3 separate regions of the Mus musculus genome follow, and all the other regions are linked to region 1. A link is a loop called in an ENCODE intact Hi-C map of the cell type or tissue named here. Cell type or tissue: heart. All regions are shown on one strand.

Region 1 (8,000 bases):
TCAGAGTCAGAGGGTGAAAACATGTCAAAATGTCCTGAGGGCGGCTCGCTCGGGTAATTGTATTCCAGGGAATCTACGGCTCCTTGGTTCGTCACCCTCCGGGGCTCCAGGCTGTGAGAATCCGAGCCGCTAGAGGCGGACAGGCCGTGAAAAGAGGCAGCCCGGTTAGGGCTCTGGTCCAGAGGCAGGCACGGGGCAGGCACGGCGTGGCCCGAGGTGCCCGAACTATGGAAGTCCGGGAGGTTTCCTGGCCGCTGCGGGCCGAAGCCCTCCGGCCCCTGGCTCTCCGCCATGTGCTCATAACTCTCTGCGAAGGGAGGCTGGCTGCCCAGGCCGCCCGCTGCACCTCCGTAGCCAAGCAGCCGGCCCCCGTGCAGACATGAGGCACCTGGATCCGGACCACCGAAGTTGCCCCCAAAGTGGGGGTGATGCTGGTGCGGGTGATGGCCTCCGGGATGGCTGTGGTGAGGCTGCTGACCGCCGAAGAAGCCATGCACAGGCTGCGCCTGCAGCCCCCCTGCGTGCAGCTCGGAGTGGCTGCGCGCATGAAAGCCGTAGGGCTCCATGTTCAAGCCCAAGATCGGGGGTTCGCCCAGAGCGCTTATTGCAGGGTCCACGGGGCCAGTAGGAGGCCCGGCGTGGAAGGCAGGAGCCTTAAAGTGGGCGTTCATGCTCAGTCCGGCTTCGTTAAAGTTCCCCTCGCCCTGACCAGCGTGCCGGCTGTTGATCTGGGGCTCGAATTGGTCCAGCCCAAACATACTTGGCGGGGGCGGGGGGGGCGGGGGGGGGGCGGGAGGGGATCAATAGGGCATGACAGCCTGCTCCGCCGCGCGCCTCCGGCCAGGTACTCGCCTCAGCCGAGGTTCCGGCGCTCCGGGACGTTCTGCACCGCGGGGCGCAGCGCTCACTGCCGCCCGGCCCAGCGCGCGGGCGCTGGCTAGGAGCTCTCTCCGCTGCTCTTCGGAACCTCGAAATCGACCCAAGCGGGCCTCTCACGTCTTGCGAGGCCGCGGCGCCTCCTGGAGCCTTGTCGGGGGGCCCATGCCCCGGGTCGATGGCACGGTCGCGGGTGGGTATGCGGAGAGGAGACCTGGAGGCCGACGAGCTGAGACAAAAAGTTAGATAGGGGGGAGGGAAGGGGACGGAAGAGCAGAATGATCACCTCTGGAGTCCGCGGCGCGGCGGCTGGGGCCGTAGCGGAGCCCCTTGGTCCTTCCCCTGCCCCGAGTCCCCGCTCCCGGGCCGCACCGGCTCCCGCACCTCCGGTCGGCCGCGGGCGATCGGCGGCGAAAGCCTCAGCGGCTCGGAAGACGGGCTGCTCCGCTCCTCATCGCCGGTGCTGGATTCACAGCAGTAGACGCGGGCGCCGGAGCGGGAACGCAGGCTGCGGGAGACGCGCGGCTCCGCGGCTCCGCGGCTCGGGCTCGATCGCCGGTCGCCGCGCGAGTTCGCGGGAGTCTCGGGCCGCGCGCGGGAGGGGAGGCGTGGGGCCGGCGGTTCCGAAGCTGTGGTTCCCGCCTCCGCACTCCACGGGTCCCCTCGGACCCGGGAATGGGCCGCGCGGGCGAGCAGGGCGCGCGGGGCGGGCGAGGCGCTGCGAGGTCCGGGATTCCGCTCCGCGTCTGCCTCTCGCCGGCGCCGGGAGAAGCAGCAACAAGTTTTGCGTTTCAGCAATCCATTCCAGCCATTACCTCTGCACCAATCAGCGCCGCCCGAGCGGGCTCGGGGGCGGGGCTCGCTCTTAAGGTGGTCCCGGGTCCCGGCTGCGCAGGCCCGGCCACCAACCCGCGCTACTCCGGGTCCGGCGCTACGGCGTTGGGGGTGCGCCCCAGGTGCCCCCGGCTGGGGAGGGCGCGAGCCTAGGACGACGGCGGGAGCCAGGCTTTGTCCGCCCCCTTCCCATTCACGCTGTTCTCAACTCCCCACCCCCAACCGGAGCCAGCGCGACCTGCGGGGTGGGCAGGGGGCGGGGAGGTGGGCGGTGAGCTGTGCGGGGCGCACAGACAATGGGGTAGCCTGGCAGAGTCCCCGGACGCGCCAGGGAAAGTCGCTAAGTGTCGCCTGTGCTGCAGCCCGGGGCAGCGCCCCAGGGAGCCGGCCCTGGCAAGTTCACGAGGTGATCGCCGAGGGGAAACACGAAGTAAGGTTGTCTCTGCGACCAGAGACTGGCTCGCTCCTTCCCTAGTCTCCCACCGTCCGCGGCTTCCGGTTCTCTGCCGCTGGCTCCACCGGGAAGAAGCCACGCACCCTCGGCCGCTTTGTGGAGCCACTTCGGGTGAGCCCGGCGCGGGAGCGACGAGGCGAGACAATGCGAAACCCTGAGGAGAGCGACGCGCAAAGGGCGCACGGGGTGGGGGCGGGGGTGGGGGCGACACCTTGCTGCGGCCACAAGCAGGCAGGCCCAGGCCCTGAAGGGCGCGAAGTTGGCCTCCTTAAAAGATCAATTAAACTGAAGAGGTCAAAGAACGGAATTGGATTGTGATACTAAAATCAATAAGAGTGATTTAATACCTACCCTATTTCATATGGAATATTTATCCCAATAATCTTACTTAAAATTGTTTAGATCTTTCTACTCCTCACGGAGTAGAGGCTGAAATCTATCTTGCAATTAAAAGTTAGAAGTTGGAGGTGATAGGAGGTGGAGGTGTTTATTCTGTGGACGCGCGCGCACCCAAGCGCCAGCATGCGTGTGCGAGTTTTCCTCTCAAAGTGTAAGTAGGGGAGGAGGGGCGGAAAGGCTTTTAATTTTCCTTGTCATGAAATAAAGCGAGACAATTTTGCTGGCAAGCCAGGATTCTTAAAAGAAGAGGGGAAAAGAAAAAAAAAAAACTTTCGTTGAAGTGCCCCCGATATCGCTATTAAATCTAAATAAAATTAAGCACGGTGTATAAAAATGCCTTCCCCCCCCCCACAAAAGAAAGTGTTTATCGCCCAAGTCTGTCTAGCGTTTGCTAAATTACGCATGAAATCTGAAATGAAATAAACGTTATAATAAAACCAACCCGGAGCCCTTTTTATTTAAAAACCTCAGATTAAGCACTCCACTGTCGCGGGCATGAGTTAAAAGTTACCGTGTCATTCGCGGCCGATTCATTACTCCCTGGAGCTTCTGAGGAAAGAAACGTTGGAAAATGGGCTCGATTTAGGAAGGGGGGGCAGGAAGCCCCAAGAGACGTCTCAAGAAATCACACACACACACCCAAGACACACACTCTTTCACACACACAAACCCATCCCCCACACACTCACTCACCCCCACCCCCACCCTCACACACTCGAAATAAAAGCTCTCAGGAAGCTGCAACAAGCTCGGGTTTTTCCTGCAGTCTACAGATTTTTTTTTCTTTTGAAATTAAAAATGAAAATTACCCCCACCAAAAAACGGGGCCCATAAATAAGCATTGGGAAGAAGTATTTGTGCAGGGTGGTGGAGTTTTAAAAGGATTTTTCTGCAGGATCAGGTTGTTGGTCTGTGATTAAATATTGATTTTGTGTAATTAGTTTTCATGCGAACTATCCTCTTGCTGATAGCTTAGAGGTTTCAGAACTAGAAAAGAAATGGAATTGGACATGGAAATTATTACTTAGCAAAGTGACAGGGAAGGAAAGCCAGCGAGAAGACAGAGGCTTTGCCTGTGTAGGCACAAAGGAAAGAGCACCCCGTTAGACACCCCCAACTAACCCTCCAGGCCCAGAGCTGAGGGCCCTTGAACCTCCTGGGCAGAAAGGGGGAAGAGTTCCGGAATAGATGTCAGGAGGAGACCCCAGGTAGCAGAGCTGTGACACCTGGTCATGTGCCTCTGTCCTGCGGACAGTAGCCTTCTAAATAGGTTGAGATGGAATGTCTTGTATTCTGGAGGGGACCGGGAGGTGGTGGGGGGGGGGCCTGTTTGGAGCACTAGGAAGAGATGTTAGGAGCTGGGAAGAAAGACTCACAGGCCTGCTGTCTGGGAAGCACTGGTTTGAGGGTTTGGGGTGTCACTCCATACTCTTTGGTAGAGGGCCCCCACATCTGAAGGGAGGAGGGGGTGGGCATATATTTTCCAGGCTCTTTCCCAGAGTCAGCACTTTGGGGTGTGTGTCTGAAAGAGGGTGGGTAGGGTCCCCTTCCTTAACACTATAAATGGACTACGCTTACATTTGTCCTTGCCCCAGGAGGCTAGCCTACACCTGTGTGTTTCTATATATGGCAGATGCATGCATCTTTGGAGGCCACTGTGGTGTGTGTGTGTGTGTGTGTGTGTGTGTGTGTGTGTGTGTGTGCACTCAAGTGGATGTTGTCTGCTCCCAGCCACCACCTCTCTCTGGGTGTGCAACTACGTATCTCTGTGCAGTTGCCTCTGCCCTTTGGGTGCCCTCACCCCTGCCCTTGTGTGCCTGATGTCCTACTGGCAGGAGGATATGCTCTTCTGCGGGGCCTTTTGCACCGCAGCTCGAACCCTCTGTGATGTGGGCACCCCTGTATATGCCTGTGTGTGCACACACCTCTGGAGCTGGCTTCTGTTTCTTTCAAACAGACACATTGCCCCCTAGTGCTCAAACGGACTCAGAGCCCCTGCCGGCACCAAGCCAGGAGCTGCAGAGCCTCAGGCATCTAGCTGGGCCTTCTCCTTCCTCTCCCCCTTCCTGTACCCCACCAACACCACCACTACTGAGCATGTTGGCACCAGCAAAGGAAGGAAGGGACACAGATGGGCTGGGGCCCTGAGGCTACTTTGGGGTGCTCTGAGCTGGTAACATGTGAGGAGCTGCCTGGAATGTCCCCTTAGCTGCTCAGAACAGCTTCCAACTGGGGCTGAAGAAGGGCTTCTGAAGTCCACATACAAAAATACGCATGCTCAAAATGCACAGCCCTGAGAGCAGGAGACACAATGCTCGTATTTGCCCATCAGCCCACACAAATCTGAAGGGTGCCTGTCAGCACACGCGCAGTAGACAGACAGGAGACAGTCCTAGGGACAGGCCAGTGAGGTGTCCTCTCATCTGGCTGTATACAGGGGGCTTCCCATCTAAAGTCTGACTTCATCTTCTCAGTGCCTTCAAGGTCCAGACCTGACCTATTTGACAGATGCCTCTCTTGGTCAAGGAATTTGCCCAGAGCAAGGTAATAGCAGATCCCAAATTCCAGTCCACAGACAGCATCCTGGGGCTACTGCCAGGCCTAAGCTAGCATGGCCTCCCTGGATCCTTCCCCAACAAATGTTCTTTCCCTTCCCCGCATCTCCCATGCACTCTAGAGCTTGGACACTTGGCTTCGTCCTCTGTAAGGTCTGGAGAAGCCTGCTTATCCAACATCTTGCCACGGAGTAGCCCCAAGATGAAGTCCTTCATGGACCTATGGGTTTAAATCTTATCTTCTTGGGCTGTGTTACCTTGGGCAAAATATTACCTTCTCTGAGCTTCTATTTTCTGTTTGGAAAGGGGCATCCATGCCGGAGCATAAGGGTGATTGATCATTGATTGTGTTTGCAAAGCCAATAGACCTCACGTGTGGCTGGGTGAGTAAGCCTCCCTCCCAGCCACTATTCTCATCGAGCCTCTGTCTGCTTCTGCATTTGAATGAAAAAACGCAGAGGAAAACAATGGTCTCACTCAGTCCTGCTCAGTAGCCCAGCTATCAAAGGTGGATGTCTCAGTGGATGCCTTACTGCTCCCTGCTCCTGCTCCTGCTCCGAGCTAGTGTCAGTGGAGCAGTCTAGATGGTACCCTGGACAGAAACCTCCAGGCAGCCCCAGTGTGACCAGGAGAGAAGACCAAGGGGCTGGCTGACTAGTAGGTACAAGGGATGAGACCTTCCTGTAGCCACAGGCTGCTGGTTGCTAAGCAACAACAATTCCACCTCTCTACACACCGATACCTGATATCTTCTAAGAGTGTCTCTTCTAGCCGTCCACTGTATGTGAAGGTTCCATCTGGAAACTCAGCAAAAGAAAAGTCAGAAAACAATTTCAACCTTTAGATCAGATCAAAGAAGTCCCCCTTTTTTTTTTTTTTTTTTTTTTTTGGACATGAGAAAGATTCCATCAATAGGGGCTAAAAATACCTGTGATAAGAGGGTAAAGAAGTAGAAAAGGGTTTCCCAAAGCTTTGAAGGGTTTTGAGGATAGAATAGGAGTATGAGACTCAGATGAGGCCAAAGGACCTTTTCAGATAAAGAAACTAGTTAGAAGGATACGGGAATTTTCAGGCAGCATTCAGGAGAACAAAAGTGCCAAGACCTGCATCAGAGAAGGTGGACACACGTGGGCCTCATGAATACCATGAAAGATCAGAAGCAAATTCCTAGAGACCTGAAAACCATTCCTTTCTTTGCCCTTCAAGGTGGTTCCAGAAGTCATTTTCACCTGGCTTCCTTGGAAACCAGGCCAGGGGGAGAGAGGGAGTCCTGTGTTTGTCCCTAAGCAGCCAGCCCAGGACATACCACACTATTTTCACGACTAAGTTTCATCTTGTGGCACAAGACTCCCTGGGAAACAGGTCTGCCCACTTGTTCCTGGTAAGAACAGCTTGGGTATGAGAGTCATAACTGTCAGGTTCAGAGCCACTGCCACTGTCCTGACCAGGCAGCAGCCTAATAAGGTGTCTTACACCTACAAAGTTGCCTACAAAGGGGTCGGGGAGAGGGAGATACGCAAGAAAGAACCTGGCTCACTGGATAGATGGATGGACAGACAAACAGATAGATAATTAGTTGAGAGAGAGAGAGAATAAGAAGATGGATTGGATATATGGATGACAGGTAAACAGGTGATGAAAGAGAAGAGAAACAACAAGGAAACAAAAAGAAACAAAGAAGCAAAAGGAAAGGTGAATAGATAGAAAATAGACAGCTGGATGGAGAATGGATAGATGATAATGAATGGTGGATAGATGAATGAATGGATGGGTAGATAGACAGATGATAGACTGGGGATGATGTGTGATAAACGGGTGATTCGTAGGTAAAGATAGATGGTTAGTTTAGGTACTCAGGTGATGGACGGGGTCATAGCAGGCAGGGAGACTAGTAGGTCACTGTTACTATAACCAACAGCCACTGTTGGTTATTAGCAGGCTCCATTGCTCTCTACTTTGTAAACTTTTTAAACTGAGGCACAGAGGATAGGTGAAGCGATGCACCCGAGCTCACAAAGCAAATGAGCCAGAAGTAGCATCTAAGCAGCTGGCACCCAGACCAAGGCTCTCTCTGCTCCACTCTGCTTAGCTCCTTAGGAATCCAAGCTGTTGTCTTAAGGGAACACGGCCTGACGCCCTGAAGGCCCTCAGCCTAGAGGGAGACTCTCCTCTCTTTTCCTTCTGGGCAGCCTGACCTTAGTGTGTCAGCATAGAAACCCACTGACTGTCCCCTCAGAAGGAAGGTTATTGGGGCCAGGTGGATCCTGTGCCACAGAAGCCTTCTTGGCACCATAGGCCATTCAACTGCTCAGTACCCAGCCACTAGGGGTATGGGGACTCCACAGGTGCTTCAGGGCTCGGCTGTGCTGGGTCCTTTGTGCCACACAAGGCAGTTCAGCACAGCCCGAAGCTGCCCAGCTGACAAGTGACTGAAGCTCATGTGCCAGGCACTGGGGTAGTGCTGCCCTGAGCACACAGAGGCTGAGGGGAGACAACTGTCCAGAGGGGACATCCCAATAGCAGCCAGAGCTAGTCCTTTCTTTGGGGTTTTGTTTTTGTTTATCTTTATTTTGTTTTATTATTTGTTTGTTTATTACTTTTTTTTTCTTTTGAAAGAGTCTTGTAACATAGCCCTGACTGGAAACTCACTAGATAAACCATCTGGAAATGAACTCTGAGGACCCTCTTACCTCTGCCTCTTGGAATACCAGGGTTACAAGCCTGCACCAGTGCCTGGATGGGACTCTTCTCTGAGCACATAGACACTTCTGGATTCCCCCTGAATCCTTAGCCCCTGAACCCTGAAAGGTATGGCTACCTGCTCCAGGCCTCACAGATGCTCAGCTCTGCCCTCCCAGACCATCATCAGATCCCAAAGCCTT
Region 2 (8,000 bases), 160 kb before region 1:
GCCAGGTTTAAGAGTTTTACAAAAATTCCCAAGACCTTTAGCCGCCTTGCGTTGAGAAGACAGGGCTGTGGCCTGCAGAGAAGTGTGAGGCTGGGAGCTGAAGGCAGGAAGCAAGCTCCTGTCCCAGTCCAGGATGGTGCAGCCGGGGTGTGAGGGGTGGAGGGACACACAAGGGCCAGAACATTACCCTTGGAGTTAAAATGGCCACATTTCAACAAGGGCCCTATGGCCACTTCTGCCCAGAACCCAGAAGAAACAGAATGGACAGCTGGTACTAGTGGGGGAGGGAGGCAAAGCCATCAATGGGACTGCATCCTCTGCACAGGTCCAGGAAGCTGTGTCTCCCCTATCATGTCCACTGCTTAGTCAGGTTCAGACTCCAGTCCTGCCCCTTCCTCACCTAATGTTCTCTAGAGCATCTTGGCTTTTACCTCTCAGAGCCTTGGCCTCTCAACTTTAACAGGGAATTAGCATCACTGAAGAGCTACCTCTGGGGACACACTGGACAGACAGAATGGTGCCTGTGAACTTATCCTGGCCTCCTTCCACAACCAGGCAGGGCCAAGCCTGTTGGAGGGATGAGGACATACCCAGACCCCAGAGTGAAGCTCCCACAGAGCTCAGCCTTCCCAAAGCTGCTCTGCCTTGGCCCACGGCAGGAGTTGTATCTCCTGTATGGCTTCAGACAAACCACCCAACATCTCTGACTCCATGCTGGCATAAGATGGCTCAAATGGACCTTTGCCACTGAGACAAAATATCTAACGTGTACAACATAGAGATTCTTTAGGCTCAGGTTTCAGTTCAAAGCTCAATTGTGCAGCTATGAAGGGGGTGGGGAGACACACCACACAGAGGGGGGGAAGGGGAGTAGGGGGAGGGGAAGAGAAGAGGAGAAGGAGGGAGGAGGAGAGGAGGGGAGGGGGAGGGGAGGAGAAGAGGAGAAGGATGGAGGGGAGGGGGAGGAGGGAGAAGAAAGGGGAGAGGGAGGGGGAGGAGAGAGGAGGAAGGGGAGGAGAAGGGGGAAGAGGGAGGGAAGGGGAGAGGGGAGAGGGGGATCGGGGAGGGGGAGGGGAGAGAGATGGAGAGACAGAGACAGAGACAGAGACAGAGAGAATTCTGTTACATGGCAGGTTTTCTCCTGTTCATTCCAGCTTAGGCCAGTAGGCTATGGCAGGTGTCACCCCCATTCAGGACTCATCTTCCTCCCTTCATTGGACCAGTCTGGACACACCCTCACAGAGGATACTTAACTAAGTACCAGGAAACAGATGTCTCAGCTCCATGGGGCTGATAATCAAGGCTGACCATCACAAGCAGCTCTGTCTTGGTCTGTTTTATGTTCCCACAACAAAATACCCGAGAGCAGTTGTTTAGAAAGAATAGAGGTTTGCATGGCTCATCACACTGTGTCTGGGAGTGTGTCTGTGTCTGTGTCTGTGTCTGTGTCTGTGTCTGTGTCTGTGTCTGTGTCTGTGTCTGTGTCTGTCTGTGTCTGTGTCTGTGTCTGTGTCTGTGTCTGTGTCTGTGTCTGTGTCTGTGTCTGTGTCTGTGTCTGTGTCTGTCTGTGTCTGTGTCTGTGTCTGTCTATGTCTGTGTCTGTCTGTGTCTGTGTCTGTGTCTGTGTCTGTGTCTGTGTCTGTGTCTGTGTCTGTGTCTGTCTGTGTCTGTGTCTGTGTCTGTGTCTGTGTCTGTGTCTGTGTCTGTCTGTGTCTGTGTCTGTGTCTGTGTCTGTGTCTGTGTCTGTGTCTGTGTCTGTGTCTGTGTCTGTGTCTGTCTGTGTCTGTGTCTGTGTCTGTGTCTGTGTCTGTGACTGTGACTGTGAAGGTTTTGAAGTGTGTCCTGCAGAGCAGTGGCTGACCCTTTCCATGAGAGGCAAGGGCAAGGGAGAACCTTGGGCCTCTCTCTCTTCCTGATCTTCTATGTCTCTAATCATCATATGTATCCCCCTTTCAGGACCCCCTTGACACCACTCCGGCTCCCAAAGACCCCACTGCAGGTGTCATCACCATATTAATTGGAGGTTAGGACTCCAACCTGTGAACTTTGGGCCCACATTCAGTAGAGCAAGGACTTTGAACCCTGGGTTCCGAGAAGCTTAGAAACACACAATAGCAGCACATGCCGAAAATTCTCAAGTGTGAGTTCCACCTTACAAACATTGGCTGCTTCTAAGCTGGGTGTCAGGTCCTGCCGTAGAGGCTGGGGCTAGGTACTAGGGTATCAGGATCCTGCCTCTGATGCTAGAGCTGGGGATTGGGTGTCAGAGTTCTGCCACTGCGGCTGGGGTCTTTCATTTTGTTAGTGAGCTTGTACCTACCATTTTATGTTTTTCAAATGGCACCTGGCCAACCATGGACAGGACTTTCCCTGACCCTGGGGATCAATGTTAGGAGCAAGCTGAGGTAGCCCCATGCCAGGCTCAGAGGAAATGGACGTGATGAAGCCCCTCACCTGCCATGGGGAGAACACATGATATGAGGTGCCCCCAGACAAACAATTGTACACAGAGAGGCCCAGGGAACCGGAGATTTCCCAGTGTTAAGGTCCAGGAGCTGCAATATCCCATCACTGCGTGCGAAGGACTGTGAGTCTGGATATATCTGTGCTCTACTTGTGTGAGTATGTGTCCAAGCCACAAGCGTGCTCACCAGAAAAGCACCTCGGTGGTAAACTTGGGATAAAGTCCAAGAAGGGCCCTGAGCTTGCCTGTTTGCAGAGTTCAGGGTGTAGAGAAGGAAGATACCACCCTACTGAGTGGCTGATGAATTTGGGATCTCTACACACCCTCTCTACCTGTAACTCATCACCTGCAAAGACAGATGAGAATCCAGCACTGGAGGAAAGGAGCTTACAGTGGGACTCCCAGTCCTTGGACCTCATCCCTGTGACTTCACTGTCTGGGGACGCTAGAACAGCAGAAGGGAAGAAATCAGATGGCTCCTGGGCCCCGTAGCACTCTGCAGCACCTCCCCCATGCGTGACAACTGTGTGAATACGGGGGACAGCAGAGATAGCAGCAGCAGCTGGGCCCTGCCCCCGTCCAGATGTGGGAAAGACAGCTTCTCCCAAAATACCCTGGCTGTGAAGTCAGAAGCCCCTCCTGGTGTAAACAAAGAGGCTGCTCCTGCCTCTGCCTGGCTGTCTCTGAGCTCATGGAGCATCAACCTTTCCTCCCCCACCCTCTCCTGGCTCCCCCCAGGAAGAAAGAGCCTGCAAATCACAAGCCTGTGCTTCTTCACCAGGTCCAGCTGCTCTGGGCGGGGCCATGACTCCTGAGATTGCCCCTGGCCCCTTTCTCTGCCTTCCCCTAACGCTGCCCCTCCTTCCCAGGCAGAGTGTGAGATGCTCAGCTGGGAGTGGGTGTCTGGTGCCTATGGTCACTGTCCCACCTATGCGTTTACTCTAAGGAATCACAAGAAACCAAGAATAAGGAATTGTCTAAAACTAAAGACTTGGCCTAACCCCAACTTTGGTTGGGAAACACGCTGTGGTATGTACATGCGACCTACCTAAAGCTCGGGGTAGGTTGGTACTGTGTGCACCCCACCGGCCTAAGCAGGTCTCTTTGTGATTCGCTCTGGCCCCCTGAGGAATAAAGAGGAACTGGGTTCTGTGCAACGCAGGAGGAGGCAAAGATCCCCCAGGACCTGAACTATATGCCCCTGTGTCAGGCACAAGAGTTAAGAGAGATCTGGGAGACACTACTGACCCGAATGAGTCGGGATTCGAACTCAACCCAGACAGAACCTAGGTTTTAATAAATTCTACACTGCCAACTGGAGCCAGAGGGGAGGACCAGGAATCCACTGAGCTCAGTGAAACTGGAAACACCTCGATAAGTTTCCCACACACGGGAGCCACCCCAGAGGGAGAGGCGTGGTGGCTGCCAAAACAAAAGTCCCATCTTACTTAAAGGTGGGAAGTGCGTGGATGCGGTATGGGGTGTGGCCCAGTATCACCCTGGCAACCCAGGGCAACAACTTCATAAACAGCAGTTGGCCCCACAGGGAGGTGGGGAGGAGTCCTCTCTTGCCCCTGGGATGGGGGTGCCTGGCAAAACCCAACAGGTTTGAGAAGCCAGAGCGACATGTTCTGGGAGTGAGGATGCTTGAGAGAAGAGGGCTCGGAGCCACAGAGCTCCGGGCCCGGTGATGCTGAGGGGCGGGGCCTGGCCAGCTCCCAGCCCACAGTCTAAGCACCCGGCCCTGGGGAGGAGCCTCTTCTCACACCAGGAGCACTGTGAGGAGCTGTCTAGAATCTGTTTATATGACTGCGGTGACAGCAAGCCCACTCCTCATTTTAGGGGCAGTATGAGCCCTCCTTAGAGCAGAGCGTGTCCTGGGTCCAGGGTGAAGGATCAGGTGCCAGCACTAAATCCCTTGACCTGCTTTGGCTTTGGAGGCGGGAAAAGATACATTTCCCAAGAGTCATTGCTCTTGCTGCTCCTTCCCTGGTTCCCAGTCTCTGGTCTGCATTCCATAGATGCCCGCTGGGTGGGAGGTTAGCTGAGGTGTGGTGTCTCAAAGGTCCCTGAAGACTGGACCAGACCACATTAGGCAGAGAATGCGGTGGGTTTCACAAAGCAGGACAAACAGCCCTGCAGGTGAGCATGTGGACCTTGGAGATCAAGAACAGATAGACACCCAGGATGCAACTGAGACAGAAACCAGGAGGTGGCATTTTAAGACAGGATTCAGGTCCCTTCTTACCCTTACCCCATGGAGGCCTACAAGGCAGGAAGAGGCTTAGAAGGCTGAGCTTGAGGGGAGAACCCTTGAGACATCTGAGCAGGGAGGTCTAGGTTGAGGCCTGATCCAGGTGTGAGAAGTGCTCCCAGAAGAGTGCTCCCTTTTGCTGGATTGGCAGATTGAACAGGCACAGCAGTGGTTAAGGTTTAGTCATATTCTCATCACATCGTTGTGCAGCCTCAAGAGAGTGAATGGTCCTGTCTCAGCACCTTCTTTCCTACCTGCAAAATGCCCATGGCAAGAGCACAGCCCTTGGAGCCAGAGTAGGATACGATGCTTGATAAGCACCCACTCTGCCGGGCTGTGTGCAGATGCTGATGGATATGAACAAGACAGACCAGGCGAAGCTTGTGCATTCACACTGAGGAGAACATGTGTGTCAATCAAGTCGATGCATACCACCCTCCACCCCATCTGCTCTGAAGCCACACTAGGCACAACAGCCCTAAGGTAGGACAGACCTTCAAAATCATAGTTGCTGGAGACAATGTATGTGAATGTGTGGTGTGTGTGCATATCTGTCCCTGTGTGTGTGTGTGTGTGTGTGTGTGTGTGTGTGTGTGTGTGTGTCTGTATCTATATCTTTGTCTGTGTCTGTGTGTCTGTATGTGTACAAGTGTGTCTGTGCATGTGTATGTGTATCTCTGCATGAGAGTGTGTGTCTGTGTGTGTTGGTGTGTGTATGTGTGTGTGTACATCTGTGTGTGTCTCTGTGTGTGTATGTGTACATCTGTGTGTGTCTGTGTGTATGAGTGTGTGTGTCTGTGTCTATGTGTGTCTTTGTGTATATGTCTGTGTGTGTGTCTCTGTGTGTGTGTGTTGGTGTATGTGTCTGTGTGTATATATATATATATATATATGTGTGCATCTGTATGTGTCTGTGTGTATTTGTGTTTGTGTGTATATGTGTATCTGTGTGTGTTGGTGTATATGTATGTCTGGATGTGTCTCTGTGTGTGTATGTGTGTCTGGGTATGTGTATGTGTGTCTGTGTGTGTATATGTATGTGTGTATGTGTGTGTATGTGTATGAATGTCTGTATGTACATGTGCATCTGTGTGTGTGTCTATGTGTGTGCATCTGTGTGTCTATGTGTCTATGCATATGTATGAATATCTGTGTGTGTGTGTGTGTGTGTGTGTGTGTGTGTGTGTGTGTGTGTGTGCAAGCCATGTGTTTGTCTTAGGTCAAGAATTGACAAAACTAAGAAATAAAGTCTGCACTTCCTGCCTACTTCTGCCTGTACCCTGGCCTCCTTCCTGCAGTCCACAAATTGTCATAGTCTCCTAACCAGACCCAGGAGCCCCCACCTGTCAGCCTCTGCTGGTGTGTGGGGCTGTGTGCCCAAAGCCCAGTGGCCTCTTTTCCTAGAATAACTATAGGAAGTCCTGCAGCCTCAGGACCAGGCATAGGTGGGCCTCAAGAGCCAACTCACTGCCCTGGGTGGGGACCAGAACTTTGTCTACCCAGCATCTGGCTGTCTGTGCCAAGGCCACACCCTCTCCCCCCCCCCAACCCCCCAACTGCTTTTCTCCTGAAATTCCCTCTGCATTCCAAGCTTCAGGGAATGAAATGGAGGCTCTGGAGGCAGAATTCGGAGGCAAAAGTGCTGAGAGGGGGTTTGAACCCAGTGGGGTTTGAACCCAGATGGATTGGCCTGGCCTCCTCCTTGCAGCTCAGCACATGAAGAAGTTGACTGCTCAAACCTCCAGGCTCAGCTGCTTCTTCTATGGGCAGCTGAAGCCACAGCCACGGGGCACCAGGCAGTCAGGCATCCCAGCTGGGGACACACCCTTGGCCCGGCTCCCGGCCTCGGCTGTCCTGCTGAGCACCTCTCATTTACTCACTTCATTAAACACCTTCTTCATGATGCCCTCCCGGCCTCCCTGCTGAGCAAGAACAAACATCGCAGCCCTCAGGGCAGGGGCATAAATCACCAAGGTTGGCAGAAGCACCACGAGCCTGGCTCACCTCTGCCCGGCAGCCAGCCCCATCAGGTTTCCTCAGACACTTTTAGAGTAGGCTGGGCTGTGTGCATGCGTGCTTGAGTGCCCTACGTGCAGTATGTCCCTTCCCCACACCCCTCAAGCTTGCCCCAGTGTGGTTTATCTTTCAGAGCATCAGTAGGAAGGAATCCCGGCCCGGAGTCACACAGGAATTTAATCAAAGCTCAGTGTCCCACAGTCACCTCTGTTTAGTCTCAAAGTGATTTGTGATAGGACATTTGCCTAACAGGCATAAAGCCTCAGGTTCCATGGCTAACACTGAAAAGAACTCACCACCACCCTTATCACCACCATCAATATCATCACCATGATCAACACCATCAATACGACCATCTCCGTCATCACTATCACCATCACACCTTCCACACCACCATCACCACTACCACCACCACCACCACCACCACCACCCAGAGGCCAGGCTAACCCTGACAGAATGCCAAGTTCTTCACACATCCCCTGGGAAGGGTGGCACGAAGGGGCCCTCCATCTGTTTCCTTCTCCTCCTCTTCCTCTTCTTCCTCCTTTCCTCCTCCTCTTCCTCTTCTTCCTCCTTTTCTCTTCTTCCTCCTTTCCTCCTCCTCCTCTTCATCCTCCTCTTCCTCCTCTCACCATCTCATCGTCTTCCTCATCCTTATTCCTGCCATGCTTTGTGGGCTACAGCCTTTGGCTGAGTCTCCACAAATCCAAAGCCTAGCCATGGCAGGCAGGCAGGCTGCCCTCCTCCTCCTCCTCTTTCCAGCCAAGGTCTTAGACAGGTGACCCCACCTCTGTGGGCCTCCTTCTTTGTCAACTGAAGCCTCCATCTCACAGGGGGTGGAGGAGGGGGGATTGTGTGTGGATGTGTCTCTGAAGCAGTCAACCTGTGCCTGTTTGTAGTAGGTGTGCAGCTCACTCCAGTGTACTCTCCAGTCATGACCACCGCTCCCACCCACTCTTGGTCAGGATAGACAGGGAGAGGTGGGACTCCCTGAATAGCAGAGCCCCAAGTGCTCAGGGACTCAGGAAGCAGGGAACCTCAGCTCAGAACTTGTGAGAAGTCTCTGTCCATCCTGTTTTTTGATTCCAAGTTCCCAGCATGGGAACTCCTGGGAAGCAGATCGGCAGCTGTAGACCAAATCCAATTACATGTGGCTAGCCTGGGGAAGTCCTTTCCTGTCCTCTCAATTTCTACCCTGTAGCCTCCTTCTCCTGGGCGCCTCCTCAACTTGGAGCTCAGATTCCAGAGCTGGGAATGATGGATAAC
Region 3 (8,000 bases), 210 kb before region 1:
ACAGAGTGTGCTTCTGTGACTTGGTTTCCCCAGTTACACAACCAGAGGCCTGAGCACTATGGATGGCCCTATAGTTTGCCACCAGGCCAGGACTCTGTACCCATAAACCCCCACGTGCAGTGAGAGCTCCCTACATGCATTGCACATTAAGGCACACAGAAAGTGTCTACTAAGAAGAGAAGTAATCGGGAAGTGACTATCCTGACACACAGTAGGGCAGGATCCGAATCCAGGTTCCCCTCACAGCTGTCCTTCCATGATGGCCGCATCTGACCATGGTGGTTCCTGTCCCCAAGGATACCCTTTCCCTTTAACAACCAGTGGTTTGGCAGACAGACCAAGTACAGACCCCCAGCTGCCTAAATGACAGTGGATGCAAGGCACTGACCTTCCATCAAATGCAGATCTCAAGATCTGGGTGTGGGGCTGGAGAGATGGCTCAGTGGTTAAGAGCACTGACTGCTCTTCCAAAGATCCTGAGTTCATATCCCAACAACCACGTGGTGGCTTACAACCACCTGTCATGGGATCTGATGCCCTCTTCTGGTGTGTCTGAAGACAGCTACAGTGCACTCATACATATAAAATAAATAAATCTTTAAAAAACCAAAAAACAAAAAAGATCTGGGCGTGTCTCCTCAACACCCGTTCCCCTTCCCAAGTGTGAGAAGGTTGCCTAAAAGGGTAGAATCCCTGCTGGTAGCAACCACCACTATTGCTATGGTGACCAGTGTTCCATATTGGAAATGGCCAGGCCCAGATGGACATGGACACCTGACTGAGGGTCATTTGTGGCAGGGTACCTGAGCATATGAAAACCTTAAGCTCATTTCTAGAGGAGAGATGGTTGGGGCAGGGGGAAATGGAACATGCAAAAGGCCCCTCACAAATAACTCAGTTCAAACTGGCCTTGGCCAAAAACTCAAGAAGGAATAGAAGGACAAGAGGAGTGGGTGGCCTTCTGGCTATAGTGTAGATGGGACATGGGACGAGACATGTTCTTAACAGGTACAGACTGTGGTAAAGAATGCCAAGTGTCAGTAAGTCATACCCCCAAGAAACCTAGAACTCAGTCATGAGGAAGCATGCCAGGATGTCACCCAAAGCTTGGGAGGCCAAGGCAGAAGGACTATGTGTTCCAAACCAGCCTGAAGAACTCTGCCACAACCCTACTCCCCAGCCTAATATCCTCAACAAAGAGATTACCTGTTGAAGGATACAGAATCAACTGCTACCTAGCAAGGCTTGCTCCAGCAGCTCAGGTCTGTCAGGTCTAAATGACTGTCTCTTCCCTCCCTCTGTTCAGCTTGCTCCTCTTGGATGCCCTGTGTTGGTGTCTGAATATGAACTGTCCCTCATGGGTTCTCCTTTTCCAAGTGGCGTAGTTCCCAGAAGACAACTCTATTTTGGGAGTTGTGGAGACTTCGGGAGGCAGGGCCTCTAAGGGATGCACACCATAGTGGGCAGGCCTCTGGAGGTTGTCTCCATGCCTGCTCCTCTCTGTCTCACTCTCTCCCAGCTGTGAGTGTGTCAGCATTTACCATATCCTCCCCATGCTGAGCCCCGGAAACTGGGTTGAACCTGCTCTTCCCGCCCTCGGGTGGTACTCTCAGGAATTTGAGTCAGGGTAACAGTTACTCTGTTGCCACTTCTCCATTAGCTTTTTCATAGCTGTGACAAATGCAGTCTTGGGAAGAAAAGGTCTGCTTTGGCTCCCAGCCTGTCAGGAAGGCCACAGCCCAAGAACAGGAGGCAAAGGTTACAATGTATCCACAGGTAGGCAAAGGATACACTATATCCACGGGTAGAAGGAAGCAGAGAGGGGGGGGGAGGGGGAAGGAGGGAGGGAGGAGGGGAGAGATGGATGATAATCCAAACTCATTTTCTCCTCTGTGTGAGGCTCAGGTCTCTCCCTGCCATTGGGACACTGACTGACTGCCACATTCAGAGTGGGTCTTCCCATCTCAGTTAATTGACTCTGGAACTCCCTCGTAGACATGGCTCCTGTCATGCTTGGTGGCCTCATGGTGGAAACCACACCACTTACCCAGCCTCTGCTGGGCCATGGCACAGTCCCACACATGCCTCTTCCTGGTCATCCACACCTCATCTTGGGACAGGGGATCTGATGGGCCCCCAAGGGGAAGAGGCTCACCAACCATAAAACAACATTCCTTGTACTCTGCTTCAGTGATACTCAGGGAAACTGAGTCACAGATCCCTGGAAGATCCCGACACAGCAGGCTGGACTGAGCTATGTGGTCAGCCTGGGCTCTGGGTTTTCCCCTGACATCTTCTGCATCCCCATCAACCCATGTTCTACCATGGCGGTGCTCCCACGTGGAACAACGGTATGGCCAGTGACACCCACCCTCTTGGTTATGCTGGCATTTCAGGGTTACAGCCTGTAAGTCCCGTGGGCTTCTCTCTGCTCTTCTCTACCCTTGATGAGGGCTTCTGGGCAGGGAGCCTTAGGGCAGGGCAGGGAATGAGCTGTGTAAAAGAGCTCAATCACCTTGGTCACAGCTGGATGCCTTAGATGCCAAGTGGGAGGTAGGAGTCAGACCCCAGCTGCCCAGGGTTCAGCTTTGCTGCAGTGACTTCAAAAGTATTTCCAATACTTCCTGCCTCCCATTCACCAATGCAGATTCCTTCAGACAAGGACTTGGTGCTTAATGCTGGGATGGGGACAGCAGCCCAAAACAGGTGACACGGAAAAGAGGCTGAGTGCTGTGGCTGCCCTTCTGGCCTGTCATCTTCCCTTCATGAAGAAGTGCCTTCCTCTCTTTTAGACACAGCTTCCTTCCTAGAGCCCTTCCTCAGGTGCCATAGGAAACCCAGAGACTCGGCAACTTCTTGTGTGGACACAGCAGAGCTCTGGGCAGACTAAGCCAAGGCTGTCCTGACTGACTTGGGGGACAGCAGAGCATTGGTCCTCGGCAGGCTTCGGTAGCTCCTCCCCGCCCCCATCATACCCTCAGTGCCCAGAGCATAGTGAGTATTCAATGCTTGTGACCGTGACCGACAAGTAAACCAAATGACCTGAAATGCTTACTTCATGCCAGACCTGTCAGGATAAAGGCACTAGAGATGCTAATGTTGAACGGGTTTAGTGAGAATCCTCCCGGGAGCACTGCAGTGCTCCCCAGAACAGCCTGCCTTACCTAACACGCAGACAACAGCCTGGATTCCTGGAGGAGTCCCCAGGACAGCAGCTATCTAAAATTAGACCTGCATTGGCCAGTACTTGTAGTCACATGATGACATCGCAAGGGCGTGTAAAATGTTCACAGATTAAAAATAAATCAGTGGCGTACAGGGGTGAAAATTAGGCAGGTGCCCTGAGCCCAGAGTGTCCCAGCAGGGGGCAGCATCTGTGGTCAAGGGCAGATAAAAATGTTAAAACCATTTGACCTGTGAACCAGGGAGGAGAAAGGATTTCACAAGGGCCATCTACACAGTGTGGAGAAGGCAGCACTGTCCTTCCTGGAGGGCTTCCTGGATAGAGAGGCATCTAGGCTGACTCCCTCTTTCCTGAGAGAGTATAAAAAAAAGGGAACATGAGCCACAGGAATGAGTAATGAGCACCCAGGATTCTGTTTGTTGATTGACTTACTGAGCACACACCCCACAGGTGCACACTCACAGCCACACAGGCCATGTTGACATGCAGCACATATAATCATCAGAAAATGGGGGCTCTTCGGGCCTCTAGGCAACATCTTTGGGAACAGGATTGATTCCTGAGAAAACAAACAAATCCACACGCCCTAGCCCGCCTCAGCAGCCCCACACTTTTTTTTTCTTCCCAAGCATTATGGAAATGAGATCGGAGGGGAGCCGCATCATAGCTCAGCTATTTCCTGACGTCTGTCCTTGGGGCCCAGAGCCTGGGCTGCACACCACACACATCTCTTCCTTGGCTGGAAGGGGTAAGTTCGGAGCCAAGAGCCCCAAGATATGGGGAGGAGGCACGAAAGGCCTTTCAAACAGACCAGCCAGGCTGTCTGGCCACAGAGCTAAGCTGAGAGGTCCAAACCGGCCCATCCCTGGCTGCAGCCGCTGAAGGAGAAAAGGAAGGCCATGATCCTAACTGAAGAGATCCACGGGGTATTAGAAGGATAGCCACATGTGCCCACACTCCCTCCCCCTCCTGCCCTCCCACCTCCCCTCTCTTCTTCTTGCTCTTCCTCTCTCCTTCCCTTTTCCATCCTCCTCTCCCTCTTCCCTCCTCCTCTTTCACCTCCCTTTTCTTCTCCGTCCTTCCCTCCTTTTCCCTTCTCTCCTTTCTCACCTTTCTCCCTCCTCCCTTCCCCTTCTTCTCCCTCTTTCTCTTCGTTCTCCCCTCCCTCCTTCCTTCCCCTTCTCCTCTCTTCCTCCTCCCTCCTCCTCTTCTTTCTCCCTCCTCCATCTTCCTTTTCTCTGCTTCCTCCTTCCTTTCCATCCTCCTCTCTTTCTCTCCCTCCTTCCTTCCTTTTCCCTGCTCCTCTCCCTTCTCACCCCCTCCTCCTCTCCCCTTCTTCTCCTTCTTTTCCCTCCTCCTCCCTCCTCCCTCTCTTCTCCCTTTTCCTCTCCCCTTCCTCTCCCTCCTCTCTCCTCCTCTTCTTTCTCCCTCCTTGTCCTTCCCCTCCCCCTCTTTTCCTCTCCTTCCTTCCTTCCTTTTCCTTGTTCCTCTCCTTCCTCCCCTTCCTTCTGCTCTCCCCTCACTTCCTCCTCCTTCCTCGCCCTCCTTTGTGAGTCTCTCCACCTCTGAAGCTCTCAGAATCCTCTTTATATGCGTGCTCCGAATTCTTCCTCATCTCTGAGTCTCAGACCTGTTCCATCATCTTGCTCCAGCGTGTCTCTGTCTCACCTCTCTCTCTCTCTTTCTCTCTCTCTCTCTCTCTCTCTCTCAAGCAAGTAGATGAAGCTGGAGTTGTCTGAGAATTCCAACCCTATAAACAAAAACCCCATGATGAAACAGACTCTAATAAGGTCCTGCGTTGTGCCTACCAAATGACCACAAGGAAACAGCTCAACCACCAGGCCTGTCGTTAGCAGTGGGCAGAACAATGGGTTCTCTCAAACCCATGTGGCTGAGGTGCCACATGGGCCTCGCTCACTGAGCGTGGTCTAGAAAGTCCATCCACCTGTGGACCATGGTGCTTTGCTGGGAACAGGGTGCAGGGACATGGGGTCCATGACTAACACCCCCACCCACCCACACACACACACTTGTCTGAAACAGTGGAAGTCACACATGCTGTAAGAATCATGTCCAGGGTGCTGGCTGCAGCAGCCCTGATCCTGTGGAACCCTGTGGGTGGAATGAGCTGGGTCTGTAGGTCAGGCCAGAAAAGTACACACTGTGAACTCTCTGCCTCTCTGATGCTTCACCTGACGGCCACAAGCCCTCAGCTTGGATGAGGGAGGGTAAGCCAGGCTAACAACCACATCTGGGAGACCCACGATGTCCCAAGGAAATATTTAACTTATTTCAGCCAAGTTGGGTAATGGGCTTGCTCACCCCAGTGTGACTCCACCTCAGTGCTGGGCAGTGCTCGTGGGGAGAAAGATGGTGGCTCTAAGGACATTCTTGTCCTTTTCTACAGAAGTCACCTGCTGCTGGGATACAAGGAGCCATGGAAGCAGGGAAGGGAGTGGAGGCTGAGACCATGTGAGCACATGGGGCTCTGGGAAGAGAAGCCTAACCACTCGGGCATGTATGTGAGCACGGAAAATGTCCAGAAGGATCAGTCATGCCTGTGGGAGAGATGCCAATTAGCACTGAGATGGCATGGCTGGGCATGGTGGCCCCACTTAACTCCACTACACCTGTGGGCACTGAATTGTTTAAGCAGGTGAGCTTTGTAGCCCAGTCAGATTCCTGCAAGCTCTGTGAGATGGAAGGCCATCTTCCTGTTCTATCCACTCCAACGGCCAAGTAAGTTAAGGACTCTGGGAGGAGCTCAGCATTGGGGTTCCGGGGAGAAGCATTTAAGTGACCCCTAATGCCAAAGGGCAAAGGCTACTGGGCCTGCTTCTTGATGAGCTGCTCATAGCCCAAGGAGGACAGACTCACCTTGTGTAGAAAGTGTGTCACCTGACACCATTGACCTAAGCAGGCTTGAACCATGGACGTCCAGGGAAAGAGGATTCTCATCTTACAGACAGGAAATGCCAAATGTCCAAAATGTTGGGGCCCCTCCCCCAGCCACCTAGCGTAAGCTGAGGGGCCAGGATGAGCCCAGGCCCCATGCTACAGAGAACCAGTTTCTTCCAGATATCACTCCTTATTATCAACAAACTTTGGAGACAGGACATCTCTGCCTGGCTATGTCTGTGAGAGCGGAGGGGGAGGAGACTCAGAAATCAGTCTCAGGTGACCTTCACTGGACACCTTCGGAATCACCTAAAACGGCCACAGGATGATTTCGGGGAGGAAATGTCGAACACTCAGGTGCATGATGGCCAATCACAGATAAGATTTCAGCCTTCCTGGTTTAGCTGTGCGGTTTCAGGCAGGTCCCTCCACCTGGCACTTTCCCTGTGTACTATGGAAGTGACACCAGTCTCAGTGGGGATTGGCATGGAGGAGAGAGATCAGCATGGAACTCCAGGAGCAGAGAAGGTCTCCATGAGAGAGTGGGCCGCGGGCCACCTAAATGTGTGTGGACATGTCACCCTCGCCCTTGCTCTCCCATCAGAGCACAGAGCAGGAGGGGCCCGTGATCTTGGACATGTCACCTCATGGTGTCCTTCCATGTGGCTCGGCCATATGACTCTATGTGACCAGCATATATACTGGCTGTTTGGGGGATGTTTATTACATGACTTTCTTACGGCTGTGGTAACTGATACACCCTCGTGTGTCTCTGACGATTGCACCTTCTAGATCTCTCTTTGCCCCTTGACCTCTCTCCCTCCCAACCATCACCCTGTTCTAAGTCACCATGACGTTCAACCTCAACTGTCAACTTGATGAGATCTAGAGTCACCTTGGAGACAAGCCTCTGGGCCTGCCCTGAGAGATTCTCTTAGTTATAGTAACTCAGGCCCATTGTGGAGGATGCCATTCCCTGGGTCAGGCCTGGACTGAAAGGAAAGGAGAAGCAAGCTGGGTATGAGCCTTCTTCTCTCTTCTTCCTGACTGCAAGTGTCATGTTGACCATATGCTTCAAGCTCCTGCTGCCTTCAGGTCCCAGTGATGGAGCTTGCACCCACGTAAACCATAAGCTGCTTTTGACAATGTGGGTACCACATCAGCTGAGAGAGAGGGAGAGGGGGAGGGGGAGGGGAGGGGGAGGGAGAAAGAGAGGCATTGACAGCAATGGGCACTCAGAATGCAGCCACACTGTGATGGGCCTGACCTCCTTAGACCTATGGAACTGGCATGTGGAGGGATTGTGCGACTGTGGGTTAGAGAACCCTAAGAATGGCTCAAGTGGGATGGCTCAGTGGGCAAAGCCACCTGTCACAGATGCCTGGTGGCTGAGTGCAATCCTGGAATCAACATGAAGGTGTGAGAACAGAACCAATTCCACAAAACTCCTCTGACCTCCACATGTCACCCCCACACACATTCACACACACACATCACACTCACATCACACACACCACATATATCACATATATCACACACATGTGCACATACACATCACACATACATATCTCACACACACACACACTCACCACACTCATATCACACACATACACATCAAACATCACACACACAGTTTACACACATCACACACACATCACACATATCACATACATATCACACACATCATACATATAACACAGAAATACACACATAACACATACATCACACACACATCACAAACATACATACATACATTCATTCATACATACATACATACATACATACAGAAAAATATACACACATACACACAGAGAAATATACACACATCACACACACACCACACACATCACACAGAGAGAGAAATACGCACACATTGCACACACATCACAAACATACATTACACACCTACACAGAGAGA

The links. Peaks named below come from ENCODE experiments on the same cell type or tissue, not always from the same donor. Only the 100,000 strongest peaks of a DNase experiment are listed, where the experiment ranks them.
Region 2: a loop joins it to region 1, with 8 times the contacts of the local background. A loop is called at or near these places in 10 of 42 quality-filtered maps.
Region 3: a loop joins it to region 1, with 4 times the contacts of the local background. A loop is called at or near these places in 7 of 42 quality-filtered maps.

The regions. Positions count from the first base shown.
Region 1 is chr5:111,410,924-111,418,923 of GRCm38, reverse strand. It overlaps Mn1 (meningioma 1), which reads right to left and starts at 1,624. Exons shown (of 3, transcript NM_001081235.2): 1 at 1,261-1,624; 2 at 1-1,105. The coding sequence starts at 758. In heart, CTCF peaks have their summits at 1,649, 2,667 and 4,543 (motif pointing left); DNase peaks (open chromatin) are centred at 295, 1,003, 1,713 and 4,543; H3K4me3 peaks cover 3,329 bases; H3K27ac peaks cover 3,525 bases; H3K27me3 peaks cover 1,878 bases.
Region 2 is chr5:111,569,664-111,577,663 of GRCm38, reverse strand. No RefSeq gene overlaps it. Among named protein-coding and RNA genes, the nearest start is that of C130026L21Rik, 7.9 kb to the left of the region's middle. RefSeq lists an enhancer at 1-359. In heart, CTCF peaks have their summits at 59 and 4,670 (motif pointing right); DNase peaks (open chromatin) are centred at 3, 3,013 and 4,023; H3K27ac peaks cover 2,010 bases; H3K27me3 peaks cover 4,858 bases.
Region 3 is chr5:111,616,081-111,624,080 of GRCm38, reverse strand. No RefSeq gene overlaps it. Among named protein-coding and RNA genes, the nearest start is that of C130026L21Rik, 39 kb to the right of the region's middle. In heart, a CTCF peak has its summit at 3,351 (motif pointing right); DNase peaks (open chromatin) are centred at 1,400, 3,260 and 3,940; H3K27ac peaks cover 788 bases; H3K27me3 peaks cover 926 bases.